Linked DNA regions of Homo sapiens: regions 1 and 2 are each linked to region 3. Evidence: chromatin contacts called from ENCODE Hi-C or POLR2A ChIA-PET data. All regions are on one chromosome and are shown on one strand. Each heading gives the region's core, a stretch centred on a gene start or an enhancer-like site at or near the end of the contact. The rest is flanking DNA. Distances are from core to core; before and after follow the strand shown.

The links. A loop is a pair of places that touch in the nucleus more often than their neighbours do. ChIA-PET counts read pairs that join two places held with the same protein, here RNA polymerase II (POLR2A). Pooled maps may share reads with other maps.
Region 1: a map of heart right ventricle shows a loop between it and region 3 (4-fold over the local background). The contact joins the enhancer-like site here to the promoter of MPPED2 in region 3. A Hi-C loop is called at or near these places in 38 of 168 maps with a recorded cell type or tissue (A673, Caco-2, Panc1 and 18 more), 14 of 37 single-sample maps with no recorded cell type and 31 of 50 pooled maps. POLR2A ChIA-PET finds 5 or more read pairs at or near these places in 1 of 52 experiments (activated T-cell).
Region 2: a loop to region 3 is called in a map of heart right ventricle, with 2.8 times the contacts of the local background. The contact joins the enhancer-like site here to the promoter of MPPED2 in region 3. A Hi-C loop is called at or near these places in 2 of 168 maps with a recorded cell type or tissue (both heart right ventricle) and 5 of 50 pooled maps. POLR2A ChIA-PET finds 5 or more read pairs at or near these places in 2 of 52 experiments (H1 and activated T-cell).

The regions. Positions count from the first base shown.
Region 1 is chr11:30,357,402-30,360,611 of GRCh38, reverse strand. It overlaps LOC102723403 (a long non-coding RNA gene), which reads left to right. Exons shown (of 4, transcript XR_001748162.1): 3 at 41-124. Among named protein-coding and RNA genes, the nearest start is that of ARL14EP, 36 kb to the right of the region's middle. Within about 2 kb of position 1,793, at least 2 of the 41 ENCODE cell types and tissues checked have a DNase peak (open chromatin) inside an H3K27ac peak, as active enhancers do; they include heart right ventricle and left ventricle myocardium inferior, where a contact is called at or near this core.
Region 2 is chr11:30,390,788-30,393,932 of GRCh38, reverse strand. It overlaps a transcript of MPPED2 not described here. Among named protein-coding and RNA genes, the nearest start is that of ARL14EP, 69 kb to the right of the region's middle. Within about 2 kb of position 1,265, at least 3 of the 41 ENCODE cell types and tissues checked have a DNase peak (open chromatin) inside an H3K27ac peak, as active enhancers do; they include heart right ventricle, where a contact is called at or near this core.
Region 3 is chr11:30,584,547-30,587,758 of GRCh38, reverse strand. MPPED2 (metallophosphoesterase domain containing 2) reads left to right here and starts at 1,406. Exons shown (of 7, transcript NM_001584.3): 1 at 1,406-1,717. The region is part of intron 1 of MPPED2-AS1 (MPPED2 antisense RNA 1); the gene reads right to left. RefSeq lists a silencer at 1,452-1,501.

The sequences.
Region 1 (3,210 bases), core at 544-3,043, 230 kb after region 3:
AAATTGTTTAATCCAATTCTGCTCCTTCTATTCATTTCAGAGTTATCGTGGAAGGATTTGCTAAAGGACCAAAGACAACTGCCAACCTCTTCAAAGGCAATTTTCCTGCATCAGTGTCACACAGGTAGATTGCTTGGGACTGCATTTATTCATTTCCCAATTTTTTTAAATCGTACTTCACCTTGGATTAATTGCTTGACAATGTCAATCCATTTCTTTGTGGGATCCCCAAATGGGAATTCAATCACTGCCTCTGATCAAGTGGGGAACCTTCATCTGCTTGGGATGACAAAGATCTGCAGTCTCCTCACCCAGCTACCTGTTCATCAGTTAGTCCCTTTGGCAGAATCATCCATGCCATTGGAACACTTGGGGATAGCCTGCCTGATTAGTTAAATTTTTCTTTGTCACCTCGTGAGCCTGCCTTGTCCAACTCTGTAACTTTGAATGTGAGGAAAAACTGGCTGTTTGTGTAAACATAAATGCCTCTTCACAACTGAACACTTTCCACCCTTGTATTAGGATGGTGTGCATTTCCACTGTTTGCCTGTTACTGTCACCCCACAGCTGCTCTGGGAAGCAATGCAGAAGGTTCCCTCCCTGAGTTCTCCGACCACAGTGGACGACTCCAGTGGCTTCAAGAAACATCCATGACAGTACTGGGGATCATTCGTTGGTTTCACAGTGTAGGGCCTGGTTTGTGATTCTCTCTAATGGCAGACCAGGCCTCTGGACCAGAAATGGGGCCATGGAAAGTGGCATGAAAGGATCTCAGCAACAGGAATAAACAGATTTGGTTCTAGCAGTGCTTGTTTCATTAGATATTTCAACCTGCTTAAGTGGAGAAATAGTAGACTTGAACCAATTGAAAAAACCCAGAACGATACACACCAATTTGCTGAGTCCTGAAAAGAATGCAATTCCAAATCTATTCATCTACCGAAACCATGACCCAAACCAATATCACCACCAAACCTACCCACCCCACCAAACACACACTCTGAGAAGGGAGAGAGGATGCGGAATAAGGACCAAAGGATTAAAGAAGAATGTCAAATAATTCTGCATAGTAAACCTGAACTAAAGTAAAATTATATCAATCCTCCTTTTCCCATCAAAGACTGAGCATTCTGGTTAATGAAATAATTTAAGGTACAGTAATTTGCTTTCACGGAAACACAATTTTCCAACTTATGAGTAACTTATATGTACAGTGGGAATCAAAGTATCCTTTTAGTCTTTAATAAACCAAGCATTATAATGAAGATAGTGTCTAAACAGCTTTCTCCTTTTAGTGGTCCGCACCAAAGAAGATAAATAGATGGGCTTAGCTACAGAAAGGCAGCCTCCACAGACAGGAGGTGAATGCATCCTTCTTCTGCATGTGGTGCTGAGAATTGGGAGGGCTTGCAAACTTCACCGGACAGGTGTATCCTTCTTTTGCTCTTCACAGTTAAGGATCTGGAACATTCCAGCTCCTTGGCAGCAAGGAAGGTTACCAGATGTAAAAGAACGCAAAGGGTATCTCTGGAGGAGAAAAGTCTTTCAGGCTCTTGGGACTCTTTGGACCCTTGTTAGAAATTGTGTGTACCCTACTCTCCTGGCCTGAGGAAGAACCGATGCTTGGCGAAGGCTGAGGTTTAGATGTATGGCCACAGTGGCTTTGCAGCTCGTTTTCTGAACCAGTCCAATTCGGAGGCAGATCGAGATTAAGCTCAAAGAGAAGAATTTTAGGCATGGGATAAAACTTAATTTTCCTGATGAGAGAAATGAGAGCTAAAGTGAGAAAGTGCTAATGAAAGATTCCAGGCAAAGAAGGCAGGGCCAGCTGCCAGTTTACAAACTGAGCTTGGCAGACAGACAGTGGAGCTCTGACAGGGAGTTTCTCTGTGCATTTTAGAAGAAGGCAGAATAGATCTAAATGCAGCCAACCTATTGATTTATTCTCTTTGTACTGGACATGGCTTTTTATTAAAGAAAGCAGATATTCAATAGTGTTAACTAGTAATGGGAATTGACTTTTCACTAATTGCACAGACCTTGGCATTAATACACTTTAATGGAACCTGGGCTCTGTGTCCCTCAGATCAATCCCGAAGTTTTTCTCTAACTCTTTCTGGTCAAAGGATATGAATGGCATTGTAACCGAGGAGACCTTTTTTAATCTTTTTTTTTTTTTTAATTCATGGAATGAATAGGCTGAGGAACTTTCTTTTATTCCAAGAGACCAGAGAGAGGGGTAGTTCTGTGACTTCTAAAATACATAGAAACTTTGTGGGTCTGAACTGACTTTGGAGCTTGGTGTTGGCAATTTAAAATTCAGTTGTGAAGGCTGGAAAAGAGTTTAGCTTCCCATGCACCTGGCTGGGTCCTGCCCTTGCTGGATTTTCTGAGGCAGACGAATCACCACTTATTTATCATTCATTTGTTAGATTTATTAAAAGTAAATAGGATCCCTGACAGCTGCTGGGCTCATATGCAGACCTGGAGCCAAGGATATGAGAATATGGGTAGCCCTGGCAAACCTCTACAGCAGAATCTGACCTCACCAAAGGGAAAGTAGCATGGCATACCAGATCCTGCCATGGACAAGGACATTCCTGAAGGCCCCAGGATGGCAAATGTCCCAACTCCAGTTCTCCAGGAATTATTGTCAGATTCTTTCTCCAGCCACAGAATATTAGGAGGATCCTCTAAGACAATGATGCTTCAAATCCAAAGCATGAGACTTTGAGGTTCTCAGGGAGGATGTTTGTCTCTTATTAATCTTTGAATATGACAATTCCTGGAGTCAGGGCCAGACAAACCCGGTTTAATTTATAGTTTTACCTCTTTCTAGCTTGGTGGTAATAAGTCAGTCTCTGTGAGCCTCTATGTCTTCATTTGCAAAAAAGAAAGAAAGAAAATAGAAACACATGATTCAAAGGGTTGTTGAGGGATTCAAATAAAATACTGTATGTAAAGCTTTTAGCTCATTGAGGGCTCCTTCAGTGAATGGTAGTTATGATTATCATCATCTTTGAATCCTTCGCACTTAGACATTGGGCATTTTGTAAATGTAAGTTCAGTGAATGGGTTCATTCTTTGATTCAACTAATTTTGTGCCTGTTACATGCCAAGCACTATTCTGCAGTGCACAGACACACCTCCTGACCTCATGGAGTGTACAGTTTGGTGGGAATACAGGAACAGAGAAGTAAATGAATGGAT
Region 2 (3,145 bases), core at 16-2,515, 190 kb after region 3:
AGCACAGGGGAGTTTTTGGGGCTGACAAAATTGTTTTGTATCCCGATTGTGGTAGTGGCTACACAAATCTATACTGTGTTAAAACTCAGAACTGCACACCAAAAACAAGTCAGATTAACTGTACATTAACTTTAAAAACAGGATAAAATTAAACATATTTTGAAAAATGATCCCAGCAAGAAGCCATTCTAACTTATGATAAACAAGGCATAACACCCCAGAACTCTGGGAGTCCTTAAATATAATTTGTTTATTATTTATTGGGCAAATGTTTATTGAGCACTACCTATGTGTTCACATTGTTTTAGGCACAGAGGATGAAGTTCTAAACATAACAAAAACTCCTGGGAGGTTATATTATAATAAATAGTAACTATATACTATGTCAGATGGTATACATACTCAGGTAAGCAGGATAGGAAATTGCAGGAGGTTGTGCCAAACCATCCCTGGACAGAGCTGATTTGGTTTGAGATAAAGGGAAGGGAATTTTCTATGGAAAATCTCTTACCCAAGGCCAAGATGGAACTCTGGTCTGAAAATCCTTTGAGTTGGAGGCATGCTTTAGGCCTGGATGATAAAGCCAAAGTCATCTAAAGACCACAGAGACTGTCCAGGATGTAGTGAGAGCAGAGATAGGGTTGTCTATTAGAGACTGTATCCAGGATGTAGTGAGAGCAGAGATAGGGTTGTCTATTAGGAAGGACACAGAGGGTGGGACACTGGCTGTGGGCTTCCAGTGATGTCCTGAGTACCCAGCAGGTGTGGTGGAGAGGCAAGACTCTGACCCACATGACTCATAGTTAATTTGAGAAAGAGAAACAACTGTCGATGAGAGGTGATCTCCAGATTGGGCACAAATTGAAGGTTCCCAAATACAAGGAGTGAATGTTCAGGGAAGTAGTGGCTGGGAAGAACCCTAGGATGGAAAGAGGCCAGCAAGAGGAACAGAGGGAAGACTTGAACCAAGCTGACAAAATGCCAGGACCCAAGCATAGAAGGCAAGATACCGGATAAAGTGTTTGGAAAGAAGCTAGTGGACACACTTTGCCTTAAACCCTGAGCACATTTTAAAATAGGCACTTCTTCCTCAGATATTGCTGCTTCCTTCCTCCTGGTTCAGTGACTGCTCCTTGAGTCTATCTTGGAGGTGAGCAAACCTTAAGTGGGGAGCATGAACACTCTCTCCCATCTGTCTATCCATTACTATCTCATGCTCCTGAGCTCCAGCTCAGGGAAATCCAAGGGAACCCGTCCCCTTTAAGAACCAGTGGCTTGCAGGGACTGGCTTTCTGCCAGGGTAGAAAAGTAGAGCAGGAGACATTTAAAGCCCTGTTTGAAAACTGTCATTTTTCCAACGACCTCAGATGGGGTGATTAATCAAGAAGCAATTCCGGAGAGAAGCCATCTTCTTTACCTGCTTAAATCTCCCAGGTTAAGTTGTATTTTAAGCCCTGGCTTATTTTCAGACAAGTTTGTTGCTGTTGCCTAACCCTATGTTAAAGTAATTATTGTCTGCGAAGGTCACACAGAGTTCAGTGGAACTGAAAAACTCACAGCCTTTAGTATTAATGGGGTAAGCAGCCTGTTCAGGGCCTTTTCCTTAAAGAGACAGACCGGTGAGAACAGTCAATAAGGACAAAAAAGCATTTGACATTTCAAGAGAGAGAAGGCTTATTCTTTTTGTGGCTTCTGGCAAAGACCCCAAAATCAAACAAAGAAACCATTAGAGGGGAGTCAATCGCTATCTTCTACATGCCAGTGTTCAAAAATGTTGTTGAATTTGTTATTTGAACTCAAGTGGGAAGTTAGAAATTCAAAGTGGAAGGAAGAGAAATAGTATAGTTTGAACACCTACCATACACCAGGTGCTTTACATAATTACCTTAATTCTCACAACTACTTCTTTGAAGTAGTTATATGTACTACTATTATATGTACCATTGCAGATGAGGAAACTGAGGCTTAGAGAGGTAATTTGCTCTGGATTACACACTTAGTAACTGGCAGAGCCAGGATTAGCATCCAGGTTGGTGTGACTAGAAAATGCAGACCCTTTTCATGTGACTTCCTGAATCACATTAATTTAAAGCCTAATGTTGGGGCTTTAGATGTGAAGGTAACTGGGGAGGTTGAATTTTTCCATTTTTAAATTGATATTTGATTCTATAAATATATATTATGAAATTCATTTCAAACAACACTTTTCAGTTTGGCTTCTATGTTGATTGGAAAATAATGAGAACTAATAGTTAAGACTTAATAAATGCCAGACATTGAAGCAAAATGACATGATCTTATTGAATCCACACATGTACACATATGATTAAACATTTAGAAACATACACAATCATTCCATTTTACAGAGAAGGAAATTGAGGCTTAGAGAATTCTTGTTCATATATCACAGGCAATATGTGGTAGAGCCAGGATGCGAACCCAAGCAATTTTATGTGAGAGCCCACTATCCCACCAACTGTTTCATTCAGAGACCATGGCTTCTACTGCCTGCCCCACCAACTGATAACGTTAGGTACCTGGCCCAGATTTCCTCAATGAGGAACCTGAGGGCTGGTCTACAATCACGTCCAAAGTACAGAGTGTATGAGCAGTGCAAGACAAAGACTGAAATGACCACACCAAAGAGCAATTAGCCTTTGTCTTTTAGGCCATTCAGCAAAAAAGCTGCTGAGCTTCCCTCCAGAGGGAAGCCACTTTATAAAGGGAGTTGGGGCCCAAAGCCACTGGGCCTGCAGTTCAGAATCAATTCCCTAGCTTCTTTGAAGCCCCTAGACAGTTCCATCTCTTCACTTCTGGGATCTGCAATCTATCTGTGGCCTGGTTGTGGTACGTTGTTTAATGGCTGCAAATTTTTTCCATTCCAGGATCCAGGCCCCTGTGCACTATAATTTTGCCACTCTCCTGTCAGGGACTAGAGTCTATTTCTCCACACCTTTGAATCTGGGCTGGTGGTGTGACTTGCTTTGATCAGTTCACTTCCATCGTCTTTGAATGCTGCCCTGAGACCACCATACAAAGAAACTGGTCTCATTGACTAGAAGATAAGAGGCCCCATGGAAGGAAGGGAGGTGCCTTAGCCAACAGGTAGCACCACTGCCAAACATGTGAGAGGGGCAGCCATCTC
Region 3 (3,212 bases), core at 157-2,656:
CATTTCCCTTTTCATTTCAGCCTAGGCATAAGAGATGGGTTACTTAAAATTCAAGTGCCAGGAAAGCCCATTGTAAAAGGGAAATATTTTCAAGTGAATTCCGTTTGATCTTTTTTTATAGGGGCTCCTACAAGCCTCTCTCCCTTCCTCCCCAGACCCTGGAAACCAATTAGTCTCAGCACAGAGGCCACAGACCAGGTTGCAATGGCTCCTTTTTATTTTTAGGGGGTATAATTTCAGCCAGGATGTCTAGTCAGTTGTCACATAGTATACTTAGCACACTTCTCTCTCACACACATATATATACATTGGATTTCCCTTCAGAGAATGCACAGATCTTTCAGTCTGACTCCTAGAAAGGAATTAGATCTGGTTGCTGTCCCAATCTTTCAGCAATGACAATGGCATAACATCACAGGGCCACCTCATCTTTCACAGACAACCCTGCCAACCAAGTTTTCTAAAAGCCTTCTCTCCCTTGTTTTCTGTCTTCCAGCATTTCAGCGGCATTTCCTTTCCTTGTGTTGTTTGTACAAAATTCTGAAAACCTTTTCTTCCATTTTCCAAAGTAGCAGACAAAACTGGACTAAGTTTGATTTTTAAAATGCTTTTGACATGCTTATCTTTTGGGGAAAATTTTATCCAAAAGACGAAAATGGAAACAATTAGAGTCTTTGCCTCTCCTCACCTTCCTGTCCTGAATCTGCCTTAATTCATGGAGGTAAAAAAAATGATCAGCTGGGTTGGCCTTTTCTTTCTCAGCAACATTGCAGAGAGAAAGAGGTGAGTGTGTGAGTGAGTGAGTGAGCGTGTGTGTGTGTGTGTGTGTCTGTCGTGTTGAAAGGCTTGGGGAAAAAGGAGCACAGCTCTCCCCCAGGAAAGCCTCAGATCAGCAGATGGGAGGGAACCTAGGGTCGCCTTCCTAGGTCTGAGCGAAGTGTCCCAGCCGCTCCCCTTACCCCTGCGGTGAGCCCTGCGTCCTGGAACGGTGCCAGGACTCCTGACAGAGCCTGGCAGGTCGGTGGGTGGCGGGGAGCTGGGTGTTCTCTTTGCAGAAGAACACCATTTGGGAGAAAGCTCCCTTCTTTTCCTGGGGCACCGTAGCCCGCCTTCCTTCCCCTATCATTTTTTACGCAGATCGCACTCATGATGATGAACTTGCAGCTCAGCTTCCTGCCGCCTGCTTGACCCGGGAGCACCAGCAGGCTACCGGGCCTCGCCCTCGGCTCCCTCCTCCTCTCGAAACCCTGGGGCTTCGGGGCACCGGTGGGGGTCCGAGTGGGCAGGGACTGCGGGAGGGGCGTGCAGGGGCGCGGGGTCCCGCCGGGGAGCGCGCACGGAGCGGCGCCTCGGCCGCCCTGCTTCCTGGAGCTGTGCTCCTTTGACCCCAGTGGCAGTCCCTGTCACTGCACCGCTCGCTCTCCCTCCGGCTCGCCGCGCCCTCGCTCCCTCTCCTCGCCCCCTCGCTCGCTCTCTCCCCAGATCGAGGCTGCTCGGGTCCTTTCTCCCCCCGCCTCCCTCTAGCGCCGCGCCCCCTGGCCCCCAGCCCCAGCCTGCGGCGGGACCTCCGGGGTCGAAGGTTCTGGCCCGCTCGCGCCCCTCGCCGCCCCCGCGCGCCCCCAGCGCTCCTCCAGCCGGCTCGGGCCGCTCGGCTATGGATCGCCTGCTCGCCGGGCGCTGAAGGCATCCCCGGGATCCGGAGCGCAGCCCGGGAAAGGTAATCCGCCCCGGGAAGGGAGGCGGAGGGCGGGGGAGGGGGAGGAGGCGGCCGGGAGCCCGGTGCCGAGCACTAGAGGAAGGGAAAAAAATGCACACACAAAGCGGAGCCCGGGTGAGAGGTGCCTTGTCAGAGGCGCGTGCGAGGGGCTCGGAGGCTGCGGACCCGGGCTGCCCCGGTGCCCCTGACATCCGCACGAGCGGGCGCCTCCCGGGCAATTCGGCGCTCGGGGAGGGCTGATTTTCAACCCCTGAGCGAAAGCAAATTCTTTTTTAGGAGGTGTCTTCCCTCCGACTCCCCATCCTGCGCCTCTTCTCTTCTCCACCCCCTCCAGCCATCAGTCCCCCGACCTCTGGGGGTCCCCACCTCTTCGCTCCCTCCTCCGCCAGGATTTCTTAGGAGGAGAGGAGGGGGTATCGGCGAGAAGCTGGGGAAGCCGGGCGGCGGGGATGGGGGTGGGGACGAGGGCTCAGCGAGCTGTTTACTAGAAAGTCCCGGGGTGATGTGTTCGAGCCGCCCCGGCCTAGGCCTGGGTGCATTGTGTTGGCCCGATCCCCGGGCTCCCGCGGCGGCCCGAGGCCAGGTGCAGTGACGAGGGGAAGGCACCGCGCAGCTTTGTGCTCCGGCTGCGCCCCGCGGCCGCCCCCGGGGCCGCCCGCGCGCGCCGCTCTCGCTCGGGGCTCTTTCTCACCCCGTCCCCGCGCCCCAACCTCACTCTCCGCCGCTGCCTGGGTCTCCGCGCTCGCAGCCTGCGGAGCGACCCGGCGACCCAAGCTGGGGTCGAGGCTAGGCGACGGGGGACGAGTACCGAGGAAAAGTAACCGTTGCCGCCGGATTTCTTCTCTACAGAGGCAGGAGTTTCTTTGCTATTTACGTATAACAAGGTTATCTTTGTAAAGCCTTTGAATTCCGGGGTTTTGCGGCCTAGGAGGTGAAGGGGGCATTTTTCTAGAGGCTCAGGAGCCGGTTGGAATCCGTCAGCAAGAAAATAAATTAAGGATGCCCCAGTGAAGTTGATTTATAATAGTACATCACCACCCCCCTCTCACACACACACCCCAAATTAAGTGCAAATGCGGGTCATGAAAAATGTATAATTGATTTGAGATGCTGCAAACAAACACAAACAGGTCGGGGGGGTGGGACAAACAAAAGTTTAAGTGAAAAAAGATGTCAGAAGAGGGGGAGATCCCGTGGCCTCCACACCCCCTTCCAACGCTCGCTGGCTCCCTCCCTTCCTTTCTCCGCCGTTCCAGGGAAGGAACCTGGCAGCGCCCAGGCGTAGAGCAGGGAGGAGGCGGCGGCCCCGGGCTCGGGCTCAGCGCTGTGGGTTCGGGGATGCCAACGCGCCCGGGAGGCTGAGGTCGGGGACGTGGGGCTGTGATGCCCGACCGAGGATGGCGTGGTGTCAGAGCCATTGGCCGCCGGTGGTCATCAATCAATCCAGAGCTAGGGAAGAGGGAGAGAAAAAAGATAGGCGTCCAGCGGAGCCCGG